2 separate regions of the Homo sapiens genome follow, and region 2 is linked to region 1. A link is a loop called in an ENCODE intact Hi-C map of the cell type or tissue named here. Cell type or tissue: CD14-positive monocyte. All regions are shown on one strand. Links, peaks and the distances in the headings refer to the core of each region. The heading gives the core; the rest is flanking DNA. Region 1 overlaps TTYH3 (tweety family member 3). Region 2 overlaps BRAT1 (BRCA1 associated ATM activator 1).

Evidence for each region. A loop is a pair of places that touch in the nucleus more often than their neighbours do. Peaks named below come from ENCODE experiments on the same cell type or tissue, not always from the same donor. Only the 100,000 strongest peaks of a DNase experiment are listed, where the experiment ranks them.
Region 2: a loop joins it to region 1, with 2.1 times the contacts of the local background. A loop is called at or near these places in 32 of 110 quality-filtered maps.

The regions. Positions count from the first base shown.
Region 1 is chr7:2,643,870-2,652,183 of GRCh38, reverse strand. It overlaps TTYH3 (tweety family member 3), which reads right to left. Exons shown (of 14, transcript NM_025250.3): 2 at 5,162-5,331; 3 at 4,931-5,042; 4 at 4,546-4,766; 5 at 4,130-4,225; 6 at 2,545-2,617; 7 at 2,196-2,271. Among named protein-coding and RNA genes, the nearest start is that of TTYH3, 16 kb to the right of the region's middle. RefSeq lists enhancers at 6,380-6,943, 7,180-7,299 and a silencer at 6,655-6,949. In CD14-positive monocyte, for the core only: a CTCF peak has its summit at 646; DNase peaks (open chromatin) are centred at 4,393 and 6,723; H3K4me3 peaks cover 1,752 bases; H3K27ac peaks cover 4,899 bases.
Region 2 is chr7:2,537,311-2,545,624 of GRCh38, reverse strand. It overlaps BRAT1 (BRCA1 associated ATM activator 1), which reads left to right. Exons shown (of 14, transcript NM_152743.4): 4 at 569-716; 5 at 1,663-2,035; 6 at 2,302-2,421; 7 at 3,414-3,505; 8 at 3,789-3,907; 9 at 4,141-4,327; 10 at 4,573-4,646; 11 at 5,737-5,839; 12 at 5,983-6,081; 13 at 6,274-6,446; 14 at 6,861-7,815. The coding sequence ends at 7,556. Among named protein-coding and RNA genes, the nearest start is that of BRAT1, 14 kb to the left of the region's middle. In CD14-positive monocyte, for the core only: a CTCF peak has its summit at 7,452; no DNase peak of the experiment used is centred there.

The sequences.
Region 1 (8,314 bases), core at 6-8,005:
CGGAGAGACATCAGGGAAGGCTGAGCTGCAACAGCTGTCCCTGTGAGACTGCGTGCACGTCTGCCTGTGTCTGCACGCATATCTTCAGGGCATCTGCGTGCATGTTTACATGTGTGCATGTGTGTCTGTGTGCACCTGTTTACACATGTGCATGTGTCTGCATGTTTACTTACACGTGCATGTGTCTCTGTGCACGTTTCGTGTGCACGTGTGCCGGTGTGCATGTGTCTGTGTGTTTATATGTGTGCATGTCTGTGTGTACATGTCTTCGCATGTGTGTCTGCATGCATTTACACACATGCCTATGTCTGTGTGTGTGGCAGTGGGGTCTGGGCTCCCATCAAGCCAGAGTCCCCACACACTGCCCCTTGCCTGGGTTCCACCTTCCGAACTCTTTACAAGTTCAGTTCTTCCAATTATAAAAGAACATTAAAAAAAAACATTTTAAAAGTTCAAAAAATGATGAAAGTATTTAACAACATAGGAGAGCACCAGGCATCACTGTGGCCGCCTGTGCAGTGAAGCCAGCGTGGCTGGCCTTGCTGCCTTCTGGGAGGGGCTGTCTGGCCCGCAGGCTGGAGCTCACACTTACGTGTGTACATGTACACGTGTAGGGGGCGCTGCTCATACTTGATGAGATCCCCCCAAAGGCCGCCGGCTACAGTAGGGACCTGGAGGGACCAGGATGATAGCACCGGGGCCAAGGACAGTGGTGGGTAGCACTGAGCGGTCACCAGCCCTCCCCGCCCCTAGCAGAGCGGGCCCACCCCTCCACCCTCGCCCCCGAGGACAAGGTCAGTGGGCGGCAGATGACTTTTCCTCCAGGAGGCTCTTCAGGCTTTGGTGGAAGTGGTTCCTTCAACAAAGGCAGGTAAAAAACCAGCCCACAAGCCAATCCTGTGGCCTCCAGGGACAAAGGGTGGCAGGATGGTCACCTTCAAGGTCATTCAGTAACCCTCACCCCCACAGGGACAGGCCTTCTATTTCCTATTGGGGAACACACAATAATTCCACAAGGGGGGCCTGAGAAGCTTAACACACTGACGGCACCCCGATCTCCAGATTCCCACGTCCACCTGCCTCTGTGCCGTCCGACACACATCGCAAACCTCCCGAGGGGGCCGAAACTCCCGATGCCCCAGCTCCCTGCCCCCCACCTCCAGACCTGCTCCCCCACCCACAGTACAGCTTATGGTCCCGCAGCACAGAGCTGCTGAAACCAGGGACGCCAACTCCTGCTCCGTCCCTCTCGCTCCCTACATCCAACTGACCGGGAAGTCCTGCCAGCTCCGCCCTCAAAGCCCATCCCTGTCCACCTTTTGCTCCATTTATTCAAGCCCCTGCTGTCTCCTGCTTGAGGTATCCTCCTCACCCACTCTTGTAACCCTTGAGGCCTGAGGAAGCTTTGAAAGGGACCTTCAATCATGGGTCAAATCTCTCCCCTGCCTCCCTCCCTCCAATGGCCTCCCCCTGGAATAAAGCGAAGCTTGCCACAGAGACTCAGCCCCACTGGCCTCCCACCCTCCATTCTCCCCTCGGGTCTGCCTCCTGCCTCGGGGCTCTTAGAAGAGATGCAGCGTCCTTCTGGCTCTACTTTTTTTTTTTGAGATGGAGTTTCACTCTTGTTGCCCAGGCTGGAATGCAGTGGTGCGATCTCGGCTCATTGCAACCTCCACCTCCTGGGTTCAGGCAATTCTCGTGCCTCAGTCTCCGGAGTAGCTGGGATTACAGGCACCCACGACCACACCCAGCTCATTTGTGTATTTTTAGTAGAGACAGGGTTTTGCTATGTTGGCCAGACTGCTCTTGAACTCCTGACCTCAGGTGATCCACCCGCCTCGGCCTCCCAAAGTGCTAGGATTACAGGTGTGAGCCACTGCACCCAGACCTCTGGCTGTACTTTAATGCCACCCATTTGGCCTCCCCTGGGCATCTACTCGAAGCAGCCCTGGGTCACCTGCCGCTCCCCCTGCCACGCGGGCACCCGCCACCCCACATAGTTCCTGTCATTCTTTGCAGAGCCTCCCACTTGGGAAAGGTGGTCCTGTTTGCTCACTAGCATCTTGGCCTGGGACCTGTCTCCCTGAGACCATGGACCCACAGGGCAGGGGTGTCTCGGCCTCAGCTACCCCACTCTTTTGGCTCAGCCCAACCCTGGGGAACCCGCTGGGACACGGCCGTGGACACAGACTCACCCCCACTCAGCACCGAGTACTCCTCCACCATTTTGGTCACGTAGGCGTCAGGGTCCACACAGAAGTCGCTGGAGCCCTGAGGTGGGCGTGGGCAAGCAAGAGGGGTTGACCAAGCTGGGCCTAAAGGGAAGCTCTCGGGGGTAGAACCCGTCCCCTGGAGTCTGCTTTCAACTCAGGAGGGTGGACTGTGAATCTGGGGTTACAGGTGGACTGTGCCCATGGTGGGTCCCCACCGCTCTCGGGACCCAGTGCCCGGGAAGATGGGAGGGGAGAGGAGTGTGGCTTCCCCTCGTCCCTCCCCCAGTGCCCAGGTCCAGCAGCCGGGGACCTCACCCCCTCTGCCACTCACCACGGACACAGCCAGCTCCAAGCCCAGCGCGCCCCAGCTGATGACCAGGGCCAGGACTCCCAGCAGGCAGACCCTGGGGCAGAGACAGCCAGTCAGCAGCCCCCAGGCCAGGGTGGGGGCCGTGCCACCTGCTGGGCTGCAGGCCAGAAGGCAGGTCCCAGTGCACATCAGGGGTCAGCCCACACATGGGCTGGGGCTCTTCCTGTGGCCTGGCCTCAGCCAGAGCTGCCCACAGCCCAGGGCCCAGATGGATCCCTCTCCTAGGTGGGGTGGGGCTCAGAGATCTGAGCTGGAAGCAGGACTGGAGGGCCACGTGGCTCTTGGGGCCCCGCCCCTCCTGTCCCCCAGGTCCCTCTCCTGAACAGGCAACAGTGTCCACTTTCACGTGGGTCCCCGCATCCCGCCGCCCACGTAGCAGCCCAAGGGGCCTGATAACGTCAGCTAGATCAAGCCCTCCTGTGCTGAACCCTCGCTCAGCAACTGGGGACTCAGAGCTCTTGCTACGGCACTGGCCTCTCCCTCATCTGAGGCCTCACCTCACCCACATCTGGCTCCCTTTGATCCAGATACACAGGCCTCCTGTGCATACCCCACTGCAGGTGCCCCCACCACGAGTCCCCCATATCCCAGTTCAGATCCCCAAAACACACCCCAGTGCAGGCCCCACACCCCACTGCGGGCCCCACACCCCACTGCGGGCCCCACACCCCACTGCGGGCCCCACACCCCACTGCAGGCCTGCACACCCCACTGAGGACCCCACAACCCACTGCACACTGTCATCCTTCCTGTCTGTCCAGGCGTCCCTTACTCCCTTGGGCCCCTGCTCAATCCCTCCTCGCTCAGGTCTCCTTGGGCACAGCGTGAAGCTGCACCCCCCCCCACCACCCTACTGCAGGCCTTCACACCACCCCGGCTTTTCCTCTCCAGGGTGCTATCACCTCTGGCCCATGCCACGTTTCCCTCATTCTGCTCCTCTGTGGCCTGTGAGTGCCACGTGGGGGGAGGCTGTGTGTTCTCCCATCTCTCCCAGGCCTGGCCCAGGGAGGCACCAGCCATGGCTGTGCAGCTGCGTGGTGAAGGGCAGTGACAACACCTTACCTCCCACAGAGGAGCTGCCGCTCTCTCTGCCTTCCAAACGAGGAGACCAAGGCCCAGCAACAATAAGCCACCTGCCCAAGGTCACCCTCCTAGTGAGCCGGAGCTGGGGCTGGAACCCAGGCTGCCCCAGGGCCAAGGATGGAAGGGGTGGAGGAAGGAGCCCCAGCCTGGTCTCTGGGTGGCCCCAGGCACTCGGAGACCTGGGCAGGTTGCTTCAGGTCCTGGGCTACAAGTGCCCCACGTGCAGACTCTTGCAGGAAATCAAGGGCTGGGGGCAAGTGTGCTGGGATGCTGGCCACAGGGGCACAGGCCACAGGCACAGAAGGGGCATCTCAGAGCAGGCCCAGTGCAGGGGGGTCCCGCTCAGCCCCCACCGCAGAGCTTGTGGCTAGGATCTGCAGATGAGGTGGGGGAAGGGGTAACATGGTGCCTTGCCCTGCCCCTCCGCTTTGGGCCCACGGGGGGCCGACACCCCCAGACTCACCCCACCAGGATGCCCTTGGAGCTGCGGATGAGGCCAACCAGCACCAGGAGGCAGATGATGACGTCCAGCAGCAGCAGGCCCAGGTAGCCCAGCCACCTGCAGGCAAACCTGGGAGTGCGCCAGGGCACAGGGACCCGGGGCCTGGGAGTGGGGCGCCAGGGGCCCTTGAGGGGGAGCTGAGGCCAGCAGCCTGGCACCCCAGAGGGCATTCAGAGCGTCTGGGTCATGGGGACTGGTGTCAGTTCTTGAGAAAGGCTCCCATTAGGGGAACTCCAGCCACTGCCTGTGACCTCCAGTGGCCCTGGGCCACACCCTGCCCATCAGGCCTCATGTACTAGGTGCTGAGAGCAAAAATTGGCCCAAGGAGGGTGATGCTTTCCCACGTGGGGCGGGCAGGGAAGAGGGCCTGGCCGCACCTGTACCAGTCGTAGAGATCCACCTGCTCCGCCAGCACCTCCAGCGACACCGCCGTGTTCCTCCAAAAGGGGATGGCGGCCGTGTAGCCCAGCAGCGTCTCCAGCAGGCCCTGCAGCCTCTGTACGGCTCGCAGGGGCTCGGGCCGCCCGGCCAGCTGCCGCTCCAGGGTCTGCAGGCTGGGCTCCGCCGTGTGGTTCAGCCCCACCGCCGTGTCCCACACCTGCGCCGGACCCGCGGGCGTGAGGCTGGGAGCGCGCCCGCCTCGCCCCAGAGTCTGGGCCCCTCCTGCACAGCCCCAGTCCCGGCTGCCCCGCCCGTCCTCGCGCAGACGTGGGGCTCCGGAGCAGCAAGAGTGCTCCTGGCCCCAACTCCGCGGCCACTCACGCGGTCCTGGACCCCGGCCACCGTGCGGTTGGCGTGGCGGAGCGAGTAGGTGGCCCTATGGATGCCATCACTGGTCTCCCCGTTGCCGTAGAATCCCACTGCGATGCCGGCGCTGGAGAGGGCGGGCCCGTGAGATGTAGCCCCGCCCACCCACACACACCCCACTCCAGCCCCGCCCCCTCGGGCCGCCCCCTCTGGCCCCGCCCTCCGTCCCCGCCCCACCGCGCTCACCTGCACACCAGCGTGGCGATGATGACACACCAGGCCGTGCAGCAGCAGTCGGCGTCCAGGTGCTCCTCGCTCTTGCGCCGCCGGCAGCACAGCCAGAAGGAGTAGAAGAGCAGGAAGAGGAGGTCCAGGGCGAGGCAGGCCAGGGCGGCGGCCCCCAGGAGCAGCAGGGCCTGAGGGCAGGCAGGAAGCGGCGCTGGAGGGGTGGACCCCCAGCTCAGAGTCCCACGCCCCGCCCCAGCAGGGGACCTGGCGCAGACTCCCATTTAATCCTGCCCCCAGCCCTGGGAGGTGGGCCCCATCCCCGACTTGTAGGTGAGGCATGGAGTCTCCCACCACCTCAGTGATGCACCTGGGGTCACCCAGGCCTGGACCCCACACCTGGGACCCCGGTCTCGCCATCCTCAAGGCTGCACAGCATGAAGACTCCATAGCCACTAGGAGGGGCCGGGTGAACCGACTCCAGGCTTCTGTGGCTCCAGCAAGGGCACATGTCCCCTCCCCACCGGGTCCCCAGAGTCCAGGGCAGGTGCTCAGGACGTCTGCCCCACCAGGCCCCAAGGAGAGGCGCTGGATGGAGGTAGCCAGAGAATGTGGGTGACAAACGAGGACGCTGCTGGTGAGCCACCATCTTTGCAGCCACAGCCCCACTAGGGAGGTCCCTCCACCTCTCCGAGCCTGGTTTATCTTCTGTAGAAAGAAGTGCTGCTGAGCAGGGCAGGGTGGCTCACGCCTGTAATCCCAGCACTTTGGGAGGCCGAGGCGGGCGGATCACCTGAGGTCAGGAGTTTGAGACCAGCCTGGCCAACGTGGCGAAACCCCATCTCTACTAAAAGTACAAAAATTAGCCAGGCCTGGTGGCGGGTGCCTGTAATCCCAGCTACTCAGGAGGCTGAGGCAGGAGGATCACTTGAACCCGGGTGGCGGAGGTTGCAGTGAGCCGAGATTGCACCACTGCACTCCAGCCTGGGCGACAAGAGCGAGACACTGTCTAAAAAAAAAAAAAGTGCTGCTGCTCCCCCGAAGAAGCGAAGCCCTGGGGAGGGGGCTGCCGGCATCAGCTACTGTCCTCACCCCCAGCCCGAGACAGCCCCAGGACCCCAGAGCCCGTCCCCGTCTCAGGCCCAGAACTCTCCTACCTGAGTCCTGGCAGGATCCCCCACCCCAGCTGTAGTCCTGAGGTTTTCAGGTCTGGTAGGGAAATTGGGAGCCTGTGGGGGACTGAACCCCCTCTTGCTGACCATGAAAGTGTTTCTGAGGGGTGAACATGGAAGAGGCCCCATCAGGAGTCTGATCCTGTCTGGGGTCTGTGCACCGAGAAGCTGCACTCAGGGGTGGGCACCGTCCATGGCGTGCCCCCACGCTGGATGAGATGGTGGGGCTGGCCCCACACTGCTACAGGCTGCATACAGGCGCCCCATCGGACACACAGCCCTGTCTGGCTCCAAGCACGGCCTTCCAGTGTGGCTCTCCCCAGGTCTCTGAACACAAAAGACAGACCACAGAACAGACACCAGAGCTCCCCTGTCCCGAGGCCAGGCGACCCCCACAGGAAGTGGCTAATTTGATGCAACAGTGACATTTCCTCAGCACCCGCTGCGGGGAGGGAGGGTAACGTGGCCCCAGAGCTGTCCCTTCTCCTGGCACTGCATTCGATCTGCCTGGCCGAGTGCTCTCACCCCATTTCATCCACAGGGAAACTGGGCTTCATAGAAGCTACAGAGAAAGCACACAGGCCCTGCAACCCCAGGTCCCTGGATTCAGCATAGCCCTGCCCCCGGCTCAGCCCTCCAGAACCTCCACACACTTCCTGTGCCGGGGGAGGGATGGGGAGCTGATACAGGGCTGCGCCTCATCATGGGGCCAGGGACCACCTAGAGGCTAACTTGGGGGTGCCCTGGGGGGTGTCAGCAGCTGGGGCCCTCAGTGTTGTGGGGTGGCCACCAGGCACACCTGCGCTGCCCTCATTGGCACTACTGCAGAGAAACGCCTCTCTCCCCACATCTCAATGCTTCAGCAGTGTGGCCCTCTTGGGACCCCAGCCTTGGGAGCTGCTGGGGCAGATGGTCCCCTGCCTGGCCCCCCCTTGGGATGAGAGGCTCAGCCACAGTGGGCAATGGGATTGCTGCTGGATCTCCCAGGAGACGGTTGCCAGGCAGTGGGAGGATGCCGTGTCCTGCCCTCCAGGAAGCCGGCCGACGTCCACACCCGAAGGCGGCCTTTCCACCTCCACCCAGCCAGGGAGGTGCTGACCAGCCCGGCACACCCAGAAATGAGCCGCCATGGTCCAAAGCCACACCGGTGTGTCCACGGCTGCCCAGCAGCCAGCAATCTGGGCACTGCAGAGCATCAGGGGCGGGCACCCTCCCACTCCTTCAGCCATGCACAAGTGCCTACCGCCCCTGCAATGGCAGGAGGACTGCTGGGCCCTGCACCCCCACCCTCCAGGGGCAGGACCCAGGGCTGGCACCAGAGCCACTGAAACTGAATCAGCTCAGGGCGGTCTCATGGTCCCAGGGAGCTCATGTCACAGAGGGGTCCTCAGGGCCCAGTAGGGCTTACCCAAGATCACACAGGGAGGCGGAGACAGTCCAGTCACTTGGCAGGGCCTCATATTAACAGTCCCAGCACGGTACCCATGCTCTGTGCTCAGTGGGTTGTCTATAAACGTTAGGGAGCTTGGAAAAGCCACGCTCTGGGGCTCCCTGGGTCTGCCCTTGCCTGTGTGGGGCTGGGAATGGAGTGGAGGTGCTGACCCCACCGGCTGTGACTGCAGGCCCTGCCAGTACCCTCCTTATAGCTCAGAGGCCAACGGCAGAACAGACCTGTAGGGGCAGCTGACCATGCCCCCCGGGACCAGAGCTCCACAGGACCCATGCCCACGTCTGCACTTCCATCCACAGGGCCTCCCCTGGGCTCCCATGGCCTGGGGGCCATGTCAACCAGCCGCATCTTGGCCCCGGGCTGGTCAGACTCCTCCAGCGAGCCCTCCCTCTGCTCTCCACTTGCAGAGGCCTCCCCAGTCCCTGGCTGGAGTCACCCTCGCTCCCCCGACCCTGTGCTCCGGTGGGACATGACTCTAGGAGGGCCTGTCTGTACTGCACCCCACATCTGGGACTCACAGCCTCGCAGGGAAACTCCTCCTGGGGTGAGGAG
Region 2 (8,314 bases), core at 107-8,106, 110 kb after region 1:
CCAGCTACTCAGGAGGCTGAGACAGGAAAATAGCTTGAGCCCAGGAGGCAGAGGTTGCAGTGAGCCGAGATGTGCCACTGCACTCCAGCCTAGGCAACAGAGTGGGACTGTCTCAAAAAAAAAAAAAAGAAGAAGAAAGTGTCCTCCAGAAGTATCTCCACCAGCCCTGGAAAACTGAAAACCCATCTCTGCTTTGCTCCACATCCCTGGAAACCTACCAGGTCCCCTCACCTCTTTTTTTTTTTTTTTTTTTTTTTTTTTGAGATGGAGTCTCGCTGTGTCACCCAGGCTGGTGTGCAGTGGTGCGATCTTGGCTCACTGCAACCTTCGCCTCCCGGGTTCAAGCAATTCTCCTGCCTCAGCCTTCTTAGTAGCTGGGATTACAGGTGCATGCCACCACACCCAGCAAATTTTTGTATTTCTAGTAGAGATGGGGTTTCACCATGTTGGTCAGGCTGGTCTCGAACTCCTGACCTCGTGATCTGCCCTCCTCGGCCTCCCAAAGTGCTGGGATTACAGGCTTCAGCCACTGCGCCTGGCCACCCTCACTTCTTTTTTTGCTTCCCAGCAGGGGGAGTTACTACCAGGGCTCTTTGGGGAGCCAGGACCCCTCGGCCGAGCAACCTGGGCCGTCCCCACCGTGCGCAGCGGCTGGATCCAGGGCCTGCGCTCCCTGGCACAGCACCCCAGCGCCCTGCGCTTCCTGGCCGACCATGGTGAGTGCGCCCACACCCCACCCCATTCCTCATCCTGCCTGTGTGATCCCAGGGAATTCACTGCACCTTGCTGAATCTGAGTGTCTGGTCTGTGCGATGTCTCAGGGTTGTTGCAAAGACTGCACTGTGACAGTACGGCTGTCCAGTGTTCTCTGGTTGGCAGGTCAGGCCCTAGGAGCCAGGACGGCTTTCTCAGCCACTTACAGATCAGCCGTGAGGACTCAGTCTTTGAAACTATTTGGGAGCCAGGCGTGGTGATGCGTGGCTATAGTCCCAGCTACTCGGGAGGCTGAAGCAAGAGGATCACTTGAGCCCAGGGGTTCGAGGCTACAGTGAGCAGTGGTTGAGCCACTGCACTCCAACTTAGGCAACAGAGCAAGACCCCGTCTCAAAAAAACAAGAAACGAGGCTGGGCACGGTGGCTCACGCCTGTAATCTCAGCACTTTGGGAGGCCGAGGCGGGTGGATCACCTGAGGTCAGGAGTTCAAGACCAGCCTGGCCAACATGGTGAAACCCTGTCTCTACGAGAATACAAAAATTAGCCGGGCATGATGGCGGGTGCCTGTAATCCCAGCTACTTGGGAGGCTGAGGTGGCAGAATGGCTTGAACCTGGGAGGTGGAAGTTGCAGTGAACTGAGATCGCACCATTGTACTCCACCCTGGGCAACAGAACAAGACTCTGTCTCAAAAAAAAAAAAAAAAAAAACAACAAGAAGGAACGAATTGGGAAGCATCACAAGCTGTGTGTGTTTAACGCTCGGGGGGAGGAGGTGCTTGTCTCCAGGGAGCTTCAGTTCCTGTTCTTTTTTGCTTTTGAGTGGAGAGGCATTTGGGGGCATCTTGGGGGGCCCTCTGCTATTTGTATCTTCCCTGAGGCCCTCTGCCTCCCCCAGCTCTATTCTGGCTCACCCCCTTTTCCCTCTCTTCCCCCATCCCCTACCCAGGTGCGGTCGACACCATCTTCTCCCTGCAGGGAGACTCCAGCCTGTTTGTGGCCTCGGCGGCCAGTCAGCTCCTGGTGCACGTCCTGGCTTTGTCCATGCGAGGTGGAGCCGAGGGGCAGCCCTGCCTGCCGGGGGGTGACTGGCCCGCGTGTGCCCAGAAGATCATGGATCACGTTGAAGAGTCCTTGTGCTCCGCGGCCACCCCCAAGGTCACTCAGGCCCTGAACGTCCTGACCACGACCTTCGGGCGCTGCCAGAGCCCCTGGACGGAAGCCCTGTGGGTGCGGCTGAGTCCCCGCGTGGCCTGTCTGCTGGAGAGAGACCCCATCCCCGCCGCACACTCGTTCGTGGACCTGCTTCTCTGTGTGGCTCGGTCAGGGCCCCGGGACGCAGCTGGGGGGCCTGGGTGGGCAACTGTTTTCCTCGGATAACGCCCAGGGATGTCCCACTGGCAGCCGGAGACTCTCTGAGGACATGGCCTGCAGTGAAGCGGCACCGGGGTGACCCTGGAACCCTCATGGGGAAAGGCCTGTCTTGGGCTGGGCGCCTCCAGTGCCGGAGCCATGGCAGTCTCAGCCAGGCCTCGAATGGGGTTTTGAGGGTGGGGGAGTAATTTTTCTCTCTGGGGTCTCCCTGCAGTTCTCCCGTGTTCAGTTCTTCCGACGGCAGCCTGTGGGAGACAGTGGCGCGGGCTCTGAGCTGCCTGGGTCCCACCCACATGGGACCCCTGGCTTTGGGGATCCTGAAGCTCGAGCACTGGTATGGTCTGGGGTGCATTTCATTCCGAGGCGGGTGCTGGGAGCTGGGGCAGGCAGGGAGGTTGAGAGCGCAGCCCTCATGGCAGGGGAGTTCCGGACACCAGGGACAGTCAGGCGGCCGTGCGGGGTGTGACTGGGTGGTGCGTGGGTTGCGCGCGGCAGCTTCTGAAGGTTCTTTAGCAACAGAATAATTGTTTCAGACCAAAGCTCTGCGAGATCCCCAGAGGTGAGAAGGATGCGGGAGCTGCTCTGCTCAGAGCAGGGTGGTCCTGCCGACGCCCTGCGCTCCGCTGCCCTCCCACCTGTCCCCCACCGCAGCTTTGGTTGGGGGTTTCGGAGCTCCCCAGCACACACACCATGCGGGTGGGGGGCCTGGGGGCGGTGCAACGGCAGAGCCTGGGGTCAGGACAGGTGGGAAGGCCGTGGATGGCCTGCCAGTGTTCCAGGTGGGCTCACAATAGGGGTGGAAGTGACCTCAGGACCTGCTGCCCACAGGGCCCAGGGGTACCATGAGGGTCCAGCTCTGAGCTCCGGGGTCTCCGAATGTTTAGGAGAGAGTAGACCGGGGGAGGATGGAGGAACAGGCCCGGCCCTGCAGGAATGCATTGTGGGGACACTGCCTCCACCTAGGCCCAGACGTGAGGGCAGGTCCCTCCCACAGAGTGGACGCTGTACACACCTGGGGGCACCCCATCCCTGTCCCCCTGAGCGGGCACTGCCCCTCTCTCTGGGTGCATGGCCAGGCCCTCCTGGAGGCCCCTCAGTATCTGCTCCTAAGGACATCAGGAGTGTCAGGCCCATCTCCTTGGTCAGGCCTGTCCTCCCCGCCACTCTGTCCCATGGCATCCCCTGGCCAGTGGCCTGCAGAGAATGTTTCTCGGGGGGTGTCCCAACCCCCTGGCTGATTTGCCCCAGGCTTGCTGGGGACATTAGGAGCACAGCCAACTTGTCTCGCAGCCAGGGTCGCGGCACTCACCTCGCGTTTGTCTCCAGTCCACAGGCACTGAGGACCCAGGCCTTCCAGGTCCTTCTCCAGCCCCTGGCCTGTGTCCTGAAGGCCACGGTTCAGGCCCCCGGACCCCCAGGTGTGCTGCTTAGAAAGGGCTGGGAGGGCAGAACCTGGGTCCCTGCGGCTGGGGGAAGGGAGATGGATGAGAGTAGCTGGCTCGCCACCCCCGCCCCACTTTAATCACACCCAGGCCTCCCTCCAAGAGCAAAGGGGACCGGGGACATGGCCATCTCCCCTGGTGAGCTGCTGCTCTGCACCTAGGTCCTGGCCTGTGCTGTGGGTGGTGACCGTGGGGTGGCTGGTGACCGTGGGGAGGCTGAAGTGCTCTCTAAGGGAGCTCTTCCTGGCTTGGCCCCCAGGCTTGCTGGACGGGACGGCAGACGATGCCACGACGGTGGACACACTCCTGGCCTCCAAGTCGTCCTGCGCCGGCCTCCTGTGCCGCACCCTGGCTCACCTGGAGGAGCTGCAGCCGCTGGTAGGTGCGGCCCGGTCCTCATGCAGCCCAGCAGCATCCACGCTGGCGGTGGGACCGCAACGTAGGCTGACGCCCCCCACCCCTTGCTGCCCCAGCACCCTTGCATCCACGCCAGCAGTGGGACCACAACCTTGGCTGATGTCCCCCGCCCCACATGCCTCGAAGTCCCAGCACCCCTGCATCCACGCCGGCAGTGGGACCGCAACCTTGGCTGACGGCCCTCTTCCTCGCAGCCCCAGCGCCCTTCACCGTGGCCCCAGGCGTCTCTACTGGGGGCTACAGTGACTGTCCTGCGGCTCTGTGACGGCTCGGCTGCCCCTGCCTCCAGTGTGGGGGGCCACCTCTGTGGGACCCTGGCGGGCTGCGTCCGGGTCCAGCGAGCAGCCCTCGACTTCCTGGGGACGCTGTCACAGGGGACAGGTGAGTGTGTTCTGTACGGCTTTGGCGTGGGGCTATCCCTGTGCCCCCACTCTCCTTTCTGCTCGGAGGCACCCGGGAACTGCTGTCCCTCTCTGTTTCTTCTCTGGGGTGGGGGCTGAGGGGTGCAGGGGCCGTGCAGGAGGTTTCAGCTGGCGGATGAGGCCTTGTTCTGCTCCTTCCCAGAGTTGATGGGGAGGGTCCTAGGGTGGGGGTGGGGGTGGTTTATCCACTCACCTCTGTCTCAGGCCCCCAGGAGCTGGTGACGCAGGCGCTTGCTGTCCTCCTGGAGTGCCTCGAGAGCCCCGGCTCCAGCCCCACGGTACGGTGGTGGGGATAGAGAGCGAGGAGAGGAGGGAGGCAGAGGCAGTGGGACCCACCCCTGACTCCACCCCGTCCCGTGCAGGCCTCTGCGGATGGGGCCTTCACACAGGGCCACAGAGCTGCTGCTCAGAGAGCTTCACGATGCAGGTGGCTGCATGGGGCGGGCCCAGGGCCTCTTGTTGGTGAAGATACATCAGCACGCAGGGGTGTGTGGGGCCGTGGGGAGCAGGGGCACTGGTCAGGCGGCCTGCGGGGAATTCTGGACAAGGGAAATGAGGTGGCACCAAGACGGCCCTGGGCGTGGGCTTTGGGTTCTCCTAAGCGCCATTTGTGAATGTGCCTACTCCACAGCCCCTCACGGAGCTGGGCCCTGGCAGGTACAGACCTTGTGCCACCTGCCGCTGAGCAGACAGCAGACAACTTTGGAGGAAGGGCCCAGGGCTTCTTGGGATCCTAAGGAAAAGGTGCCCTGCGTAATTGGTCATGTTTTGATGTAGAAATCCCGTTGCCTGGGTTGTGGGTCTTCTGGTGAGGGCTGCCACCACCTCCTCCTGCTCACAGTCTGGGAAGCCGGTTCTGCAGCATATTCTGCCCTATTAAAATCAGCCCAGGAGGGGCGTGGGGCTCACAGCTGTGATTACTGTGCGTTGGGGGGCCGAGGTGGGGGGATCAATGGAGCCCAGGACTTTTGAGGCCAGCCTGGGCAACATAGCAAGATCCCATCTCTACAAAAAAATAGAAAAATTAGCCCCAGGAGTATAGCTCAGGGGTAGAGCATTTGACTGCAAAAATTAGCCAGGCGTGGTGATGTGTGCCTCTAGCCCCAGCTACTCATGAGGCTGAGGCAGGAGGACTGTTTGAGCCTGGGAGGTGGAGGCTGCAGTGAACTGTGATTGCAGTCCAGCCTGGATGACACATTGAGACCCTGTCTCTAAAAAAGAAGGAAGCCCAGCGTTCCCTTCTCTCTCCACTTCCTGTCCCCATTGCTGTCCCTGGAGTACGGGCAGCACAGGTGAAGGCGAGGGGGACAGACAGACAGCCTGCCCCTCCGTCTCCCGTGGCCCTGCAGCCCACCCTATCTGCTCCAGGTTCTGAAGAAGGCCTTCCAGGCCACGCTCAGGTGGCTCCTGAGCTCACCCAAGACCCCCGGCTGCTCTGATCTCGGCCCCCTCATCCCGCAGTTCCTCAGAGGTAACGCAGCCCCTTGCAGGGGTGAACGGAGCTGGAGTCGCAGGGGTGGAGGCAGCAGGGGCTGGGTGGAATGGCTCAGCTGGCTCTGAGGGCAGGGTGAGCCTGGCCCCAAGGTCACCCTGACCTGTCCCTTCCCACCCTAGAGCTGTTCCCTGTGCTGCAGAAACGCCTGTGCCACCCCTGCTGGGAGGTGAGGGACTCCGCCCTCGAGTTCCTGACCCAGCTGAGCAGGCACTGGGGAGGTGAGTGCTGGCAGGTGGAGGGGCTGCCTTCCCCGCCTGTGGGGGGCTCACTGAGCCAGGGTGCACCAGCAGCCTCTTGCTGGCTCTAGAAACTTGGGCCATGTCGGCTGCCCACAAGGGGATGGAGGCAGAGGCCGAGGCGACAAGGCTCGGCCCTCAGTCACAGCTGCATGTGGCCGTTTCGACCCCCAGGACAGGCTGACTTCAGATGCGCACTCTTGGCTTCAGAGGTGCCTCAGCTGGCCCTGCAGCTCCTCCAGGACCCTGAGAGTTATGTCCGAGCGAGTGCAGTGACCGCCATGGGGCAGCTGTCCAGCCAGGGCCTGCACGCCCCCACCAGCCCTGAGCATGCAGAGGCCCGGCAGGTAGGAGGTGGCAGGTTCCTCAGCCAGCAACTCCCGCCTGGCCATCGTGTGTGCTCGTTTGCTTGCGGGTGGTCGAGCGGCCAGCATGCAGCGTGGGAGCAGCTGCTGCTGTGGGCAGCGCCTGCAGCAGTGACTGCCGAGGCCCTGGGGCTGTGCTGGGTGTGGGACCTGTGCGCTTCGCCTTCTGTCTCCCCAGCACCCCTCCACTTAGACATGGTTACCTCCATTTGACAGATGGGTAAACTGAGGATTGGAGGGCCGTGTGCTCACTGCGCAGCATGGGAAGGTGTCAGAGCGGGCTGTGGCCCTAGACTGCATGTCCGGGGCCAGCCCCCATCATGTACCGGAGTCCTGTTGCGGGAGCCTCGCTCCTGCCACCCCACCAACCATCCGCACTTGCTCCCTGTCCCCCAGAGCCTGTTCCTGGAGCTCCTGCACATCCTCTCCGTAGACTCGGAGGGCTTCCCACGGCGGGCGGTCATGCAAGTCTTCACTGAGTGGCTGCGGGACGGCCACGCCGACGCGGCCCAGGACACGGAGCAGTTCGTGGCCACTGTGCTGCAGGCGGCGAGCCGAGACCTGGACTGGGAGGTCCGCGCCCAGGGCCTGGAGCTGGCCCTCGTGTTCCTGGGCCAGACTTTGGGGCCGCCGCGTACCCACTGCCCCTATGCCGTGGCCCTACCCGAGGTGGCCCCAGCCCAGCCACTCACCGAGGCACTGAGGGCTCTCTGCCACGTGGGGCTCTTTGACTTCGCCTTTTGTGCCTTGTTTGACTGCGACCGCCCTGTGGCGCAGAAGTCTTGTGACCTCCTTCTCTTCCTGAGGGACAAGATTGCTTCCTACAGCAGCCTGCGGGAGGCCAGGGGCAGCCCCAACACTGCCTCCGCAGAGGCCACCCTGCCGAGGTGGCGGGCGGGTGAGCAGGCCCAGCCCCCAGGGGACCAGGAGCCTGAGGCTGTGCTGGCCATGCTCAGGTCCCTAGACCTGGAGGGCCTGCGGAGCACGCTGGCCGAGAGCAGCGACCACGTGGAAAAGAGTCCCCAGTCCCTCCTGCAGGACATGCTGGCCACGGGAGGCTTCCTGCAGGGGGACGAGGCCGACTGCTACTGAGCAGAACCAGAGTCTGCCACTGGGGCTCAGGACCAAGGGAGGCAGCACCATGTCCTTCTGTGGGACACTGCCAGCCCCAGGGCTCCAGCCCAGCCCGGTGGATCCTCTGGGGAAGCCAGGACCAGGAGAGAAGCAAGGTCAAGAAATCCCACAGTTTGATGTATTAAAGAAATGACTTATTTCTACTCAAAATAAATGGCATTGAAGTCTTTCTTTAACCCTTTTTGAGTTAATTTAATAATAATGATCTGAGACAAGGGTCCAGTGTCATTCATTCGCATGTGGATATCCAGTTTTCCCAGCACTGTTTATTTTTTATCTATCTGTCTGTCTGTCTGTTTTTTGTGATGGAGTTTCGCTCTTGTTGCCCAAGCTGGAGTGCAATGGCACGATCTCGGCTCACTGCAACCTCTGCCTCCTGGGTTCAAGTGATTCTCCTGCCTCAGCCTCCCGAGTAGCTGGGATTACAGGCGCACGCCACCATGCCTGGCTAATTTTTTTGTATTTTTAGTAGAAACGGAGTTTCACCATGTTAGCCAGGCTGGTCTCGAACTCCTGACCTCAGGTGATTGACCCACCTCAGCCTCCCAAAGTGCTGTGATTACAGGCGTGAGCCACTCCGCCCGGCCAATTTATTTTGGTTAAAATTATTCCTGGGGGCTGGGCGCAGTGGCTCACGCCTGTAATTCCAACACTTCGGGAGGCCGAGGTAGGAGGATTGTTTAAGGCCAGGAGTTTGAGAATAGCCTGGACAACAT